Regions from separate parts of the Homo sapiens genome. Here region 2 is linked to region 1. Evidence: read pairs that join two places in POLR2A ChIA-PET (ENCODE). Cell type or tissue: IMR-90. All regions are shown on one strand. Each heading gives the region's core, and the rest is flanking DNA. Links, peaks and the distances in the headings are about the cores only.

What was found. Peaks named below come from ENCODE experiments on the same cell type or tissue, not always from the same donor. Only the 100,000 strongest peaks of a DNase experiment are listed, where the experiment ranks them.
Region 2: POLR2A ChIA-PET joins it to region 1 with 15 read pairs; 7 of 35 experiments call an interaction of 5 or more read pairs at or near these places.

The regions. Positions count from the first base shown.
Region 1 is chr12:57,743,423-57,746,328 of GRCh38, reverse strand. It overlaps TSPAN31 (tetraspanin 31), which reads right to left and starts at 1,290. Exons shown (of 6, transcript NM_005981.5): 1 at 1,112-1,290; 2 at 417-584; 3 at 73-153. The coding sequence starts at 1,174. RefSeq lists an enhancer at 480-559. In IMR-90, for the core only: no CTCF peak of the experiment used is centred there; DNase peaks (open chromatin) are centred at 968, 1,388 and 1,688; H3K4me3 peaks cover 1,718 bases; H3K27ac peaks cover 1,572 bases.
Region 2 is chr12:57,607,740-57,610,645 of GRCh38, reverse strand. DTX3 (deltex E3 ubiquitin ligase 3) reads right to left here. Exons shown (of 7, transcript NM_178502.4): 6 at 1,909-2,126; 7 at 844-1,569. The coding sequence ends at 1,494. It also overlaps a transcript of ARHGEF25 not described here. Among named protein-coding and RNA genes, the nearest start is that of ARHGEF25, 2.2 kb to the left of the region's middle. In IMR-90, for the core only: no CTCF peak of the experiment used is centred there; no DNase peak of the experiment used is centred there.

The DNA of each region.
Region 1 (2,906 bases), core at 277-2,776:
CTAAGGAAGGAGTTCGAGGTTAAGAGGAAAATTTTAAAAAGCAAGTAAGTACTTGAAAGGGTACTGTCTTACCTGTTTGCTTCGGTTAATAGCCAGACATGAGCAAGAGATTACAAATTGGAAGATGAAGACCAAACCAAGGATGATCATGTACTGAGAGGAAAGGTTATGGAAAAAAGTCCTAGATTCCTTTATGTTTCATCTATAATAACTGTCTGGTCTCATCTGTTCATAGAACTTACACCACCATGTCAAATTGAAAGCAATAAAATCAGCTCTTGTTTCGTAGATTATGGGACAGGGCAGGGCAAGGAGACGTGTCCAAGATCCCTGAGGTCCCCTACCCTTCTAACATCTTCCTTAGATGACAGCCCTCCCAAGCCCCCGGTTGCCCCCATCACTTCAGGTCAGGATACAAAGAACAGCAGGACTTGGTGGTGGTTGACAGCACCCACCAGTCCAGCCACTGCAATAAGGAGAAGGAAGACTCCCACAGCAATGACTCCGCCGATGATGTGGATGCTGGACACCAGACCCAGGCCCTTGCCCCAAGCAGCCACTCCAATGAGCAACAAGCTCACCAGCTACGAAGAAAGAGCAGGATACATCTCAACAATTCTAGCATGCGGCACAGCCCAAGGCCATACAAGAGGACTTGGGAGCGGGGCAGGGGGAAGGAATAATGGAATAGTGTGTGAATGGGAGCTGGGGATGGTGCTATCCGCACCGGGAGCATCCCTAGGCACTCCCAAAGGTTAGAATGGCTAGGATGGCGGGGAGGGGGTGGCAGGGATGGTAGTATGAATGCAAAAGATGAACCCTCAGGATCATCCTATCACTTCCAGTTTGGAAGAAACTGAGGTTCACAGGAAGGAGGTATGGAACTTACGCCCACGGCCTTCAGTTCATTCCCCCACCCTCAGACAAACCCCCTTAATCAACCGGAAGTCTCCTCTCTCCCACGGAAGTCCCCAGGAATTCCCTCGTCGCCGGAAGTTCCTGGGAATCTTCCCGGAACCCCCATACACCCCTCTCCCCACCGGAAGTACCCTAGAGATTCTCCCCACGGGGCCTTTCCGCCTTGAAGCTTCCCCCACCTCCAAAACCTCACCATGTAGACCACGTTGAGAGCGCAAAGCGCATTCTTGGAGCAGGCAAAGCCGCCACAAACCATCTCCCCAGCTCTGGGGACCCAAGTGGTCCCAAGGACTTGGGGGGAGGGTATTGGGGACCGTCTTCCAGGACCCCGACAGCTTCTGTCTCTTTAAATCGAGGCCAGCCAAACCCAATACTCTGCGCCTGCACCGTCCCTCCCCTGCCTCTGGATTGGCGAAATGCGTGGCTAATCCTGGACGTCCAAGGCCTGCATGCCAATCAACCCGCATTACGTCACCGACCCGCCTTCTGTCCCTCTCCTTTTGTTTTTTCATTGGGCGAAACTTAAAACTAGGGGCAGGGTTTCTAGAGACTCTCTTAGGGACTACAGCCTAAACTCCAAAAGCTTAGGTTGAAAGCTGAGCTTTCTGTGGTCGGAGTTAGGAGAGGGCTAATTCCCAGGGAGACGGCTCTGGAGGAACTTAGGTGAAGGGGAGACGGCGGGAGGGGCGGGTAGGGGGCCGCTCTGAGAGCTGGGCAAAAAGGGCTCCGCCCGTAGAAGGAGGGCCCTTCCCCACCCCCTTCCCCCTGTTCTGCAGTGACCTCACGATGACGCCATTGTTTTGTTATTGCGTCACGCTCGGGAACACCCAAAGGAGCCACATATTGAGCTTATTTAGCCCGGCCGCAGAGTCCGCGGGTTGGACACAGCAACACCCAGCAAATCATCACACGTTTGTGTGTCCTCTAGTACCCATGTCCTGTTCCATATCTCCTCCTAAAGGGGTGTGAATATACCAGAAATTCAGTGTGGAAATAGCGGCCTCAGGCCAGCGCATTCCTGTATGTGGCATTGCCACAAGTGCACAGAGGGGTGTGCTCAGCATTTTCAGAGTACACGCCTGATCTAGGGCTTGCAAAAAAACGGCAGGCAAGAGGAAGAGTCTCATTTACATAAATATAAGTGGAAGGAGCCTCCACCTTTTCACTTGGGGGTAGGCTGATCAACAACTTTATTATCTAGTAAGTGCTTTGACAAACCGTCCTTCTCACGGGGGTAGGGAAAGGCATAATCCTTCTCTTCCCCAGGAGAAAGAAACAGTAGGAACAAAAAAGAAAACCCTCCAATCAACTCAACAGAATGATTTAAGTTTGTGTGTACTTAGATTCTATAGACTTACTGCCACAGTCAGATTGCCACTTCCTAGCTGCGTAACCTTTGGCCAGGCACTTAGAAACTGTCTGTGCGTGTTTCCTCATCTGTAAAATGGGGATAAATAACAACACACCCTACCTCTTGGGTTGTAAGAATTAAATGAGTTAATATATGTAGAATACTTAGAACAGTACCTGGCATATAGTAAACACTCAATGTTAGTTATTACTTTTCAGGTCATTTTACAGGTTCCTGTGGGCAATTCCAACCTCAATTCCCTTATCTTTAACTACACAGTATTTATATAAACTCTTACAGAAATTAATACCAAAAAGGTATGCAGGAGAATAGATGTTTGACAGGGCGAGAGAGGTGTTTGGGTCTTGAAACAAGGTAATTAAGTTATTATCATTATTATTATTTTGAGACAGAGTCTCCCTCTGTCGCCCAGGCTGGAGTGTAGTGGCGCGATCTCAGTTCACTGCAACCTTCACCTCCCGGGTTCAAACAATTCTCCTGCCTGGCTCAGCCTCCCGAGTAGCTGGATTACAGGTGCCCGCCACCACACCCAGCTAATTTTTTTGTATTTTTAGTAGAGATGGGGTTTTGCCATGTTGGCCAGGCTGGTGGCGAACTCCTGACCTTAGGTGATCTG
Region 2 (2,906 bases), core at 286-2,785, 140 kb after region 1:
CCCTTCTGTGATCTCCCTCCGTACGTTCAGACTCTGGCTCGGTACCCACCAACCCTAGAGGGCTTCTCCTTGGGGGCTGCGGGGACAGAACCACTGTAAGGAACCTGCCCTCCTAGGCAGCCCTGACCTCCCCCTTCCCCTTCTCCTACCTGTCAAAACCCACATTGTTATAAAAGGCTCGCCCAGAACGGGGCTATGGCCCTCGTAATAGAATTCATGTATTCCTGCGACTGCCCCGCAGAACTCGTTTTCGGATAAGTTGAGTTGTGGGTGCAGCCCTCCTGAAGGCCCCGAAAGACCCCCGACCCCACCGCGAGCCCCCATTCTTACCCCCTCCTGCCCAGGGAGGGCGCATGCGCGCAGCATGCCCCCCATGACCCCCAGTATCCGGTCAGTGCGGCCAGGGGCGGGGCGGTCCGGGGGCTTCATACTGAACCCCCACCCTGCTCCAAGTTTCAGGGTCGAGGGGGCACTGAAGCTGGGGGGCTTTGAGGCCTGCGCGCGTCCGGGGAGTTGCTGCTGCGGAATCCGCCCCCTGCCCGGCTCCGCCCCCACTCCCACCCCAGCCAAACTTCGCAGAGTGGCTAGGGTTGTTTTCTCTACAACCATAGTTGAACAACAAAAAAACACCCTCTTAATACTAATTCCAACATCGAAGTGACCCAGGGTTTCTCAGTGTTACTACAGAGCCCGCTGGTGCATCCCGTTTCCCCAGGTCCTCAGGAGGCAGAGGGACTGGGAGTGCACGCAGGGATCACCCCATCATCCCCTCTCCCCTTTCCAGCAGGTCCCTCTCCCCACCCCACCCCCACCCAGTCCCTGGAAAAGAACGGGTGTGGCATAAAGAGTTGCATATTTTACTTTATTTTTATTAAATTAAAAGCTACAGTCTGGCAGCGATTCCAGAACAGGGTAAGGAGGTTCCTCACAGGGGTCAGAGAAGAGCGGAGAAAGACAGACTGACGGAGACTGAGACACAGGAGAGAAAGGACAAGGTTAAGGGAGAACTGTATCTGATGAACACACACAGCCGGCTCCATGGCGGGTGACGGGGAGCTCACATCAGCCCAATTTCTCCTCCCCGGCACCCGAAGTTCAGCGGTGGAGCAGTATGTGGGGGCGGTTAGGAATCAAGAGACCCTCCCTTCCCCACCCTAGGTCCTTTCTCGGCTTGGTCGTGGAGCACAGCACATACCAGAAAAAGCCAAGGGCAATGGAGGGGCAGGGAAACCGGGAGTATATGTACACGGGGAGGGGAGAACAGAGCCTTGGAGGTCGGCCTCTGCCAGAAGGGAGTGGCTCACACTGCATTGAAACACTTGGCCAGTGGGGGATGGGGGAAGGGATTGCCCCCTCCCTCTCGGAACTCCCTTCCCAGTCAGACAGGTCCCCTACAGGTGTGGTGTGGGGGGCAGGGGGCAGAGAGGAGAAAGAGGCTTCTGCTGGGTCCTAGTAGAGGCAGACAGCAGGGGCCTTGGCAAAGGCGATGTCCTTCAGTCATCTGTGATACCCTTCGCTCTCAGCTCCTCTTGCACCCGGGTCAGGTAGGTGGGGTCTGGGTACCCAAACCTGGGAGCAAAGAGAAATGAGGGTGAGGGTTGTTAGCTGTTTGAACTTGCTATTATCCCCATGCTCACCCTCATTCTAGGTGGCTCAGACACCTCCCCACCTCCCCTAAGGGAGGACACCTCCAAATCCAAGATAATTTAGCCCAGTTCTGCTTATTTTTGTAGGCTAAGCTGGGCACACCAGGACCAGGTTGAATGTAGGAGAAACTGAGATGGCTGAACAGTTTGGAAGTGGTTCTCTCCAGTTAGGAGGCTCCGTGAGCGAGGGGTTGGTGGGTCCCTCAGTGGAAATGGAACAAAGGGGAGGAGCCAAGGGAAAGGAAATGAAGAGGGGTCGCACAGCTGGGGTCCCCCTGTGCAGCTGGTCTTGTGGTGGATGTCGTTCCAGGTGATGACATTCGGTCTCCCTGTGGTCATGGACGTGCCGATAGTGAAGGTGAGACGCTGGTCAAACGCCTTGCGGAACAGGGTCAGCACCTTGTTGCCCTCAGGGCAGTCCGGGAGGTAGGCCACCCGTGTGGTGCCAGGATACCGAACTCCTGGGTTTGGGTGTTCAGCCTGGGAGGAAGGTGAAGCAGAGTGGGCAGTGAGCAGCCAGGCATCCTAAGGCCCAGATGCCAGAGGAGGGTCATCCAGGCTAGTCTCTGTCTGAGCACCCCCAGCTAATGCGAACGGGGCAGCAACAGGCTGACAGCTTTCCACAGAAGGAGAGATTATACGGCCTCGGCAGCAAGAGCCTGTTTCAGAGCATAATCCTTATGTGTTAAGAGATTTTTTCTGCTGTCTCAATCCCTCAAGTCTCCATTCAGCAACAAATGGATTCTCAGAAGTGATGGAAGTTAGCTGGTCCCTACACTCCAGACAACTCAGCAAAAATGTGAAGACAGAATAATCTATCTTTCAGCCTTCCCTTCACCTGAAAATACTCCTAATGTTTCTGCCACTGTCTAACTTGTTCCATTTTCCATCACTCTTCTGTGCAGCTTCTTCACCCCTCTGCAGCCAGAATTGCACATTACTCTTTGTCCAGCAGGAAGACACCTATAGGCCTTGACTACTCCTGTTTTTACAGAGTGATGCTCCTGGCTCTGTTGGGTTGGTCAGATCCCTTCCTATTGTGCCTCCCTTCCCCTAAGCCACCACCTCCACAGAATTTACCTCTGCCAAGATGTCAGCACAGTATTTGTGTTCATCAAGGAAATAATATGCAATTCCTTCCTCTCATATCTGATTTGCTTTTTTTTTTCCTAGCTCATATCTGATTTTCACGTGTGCCTTGGGATCACAGGGATGGAAAGGCTGGGCCTCACGGGGACCTCCTAGGTCCAGGGCACTGAG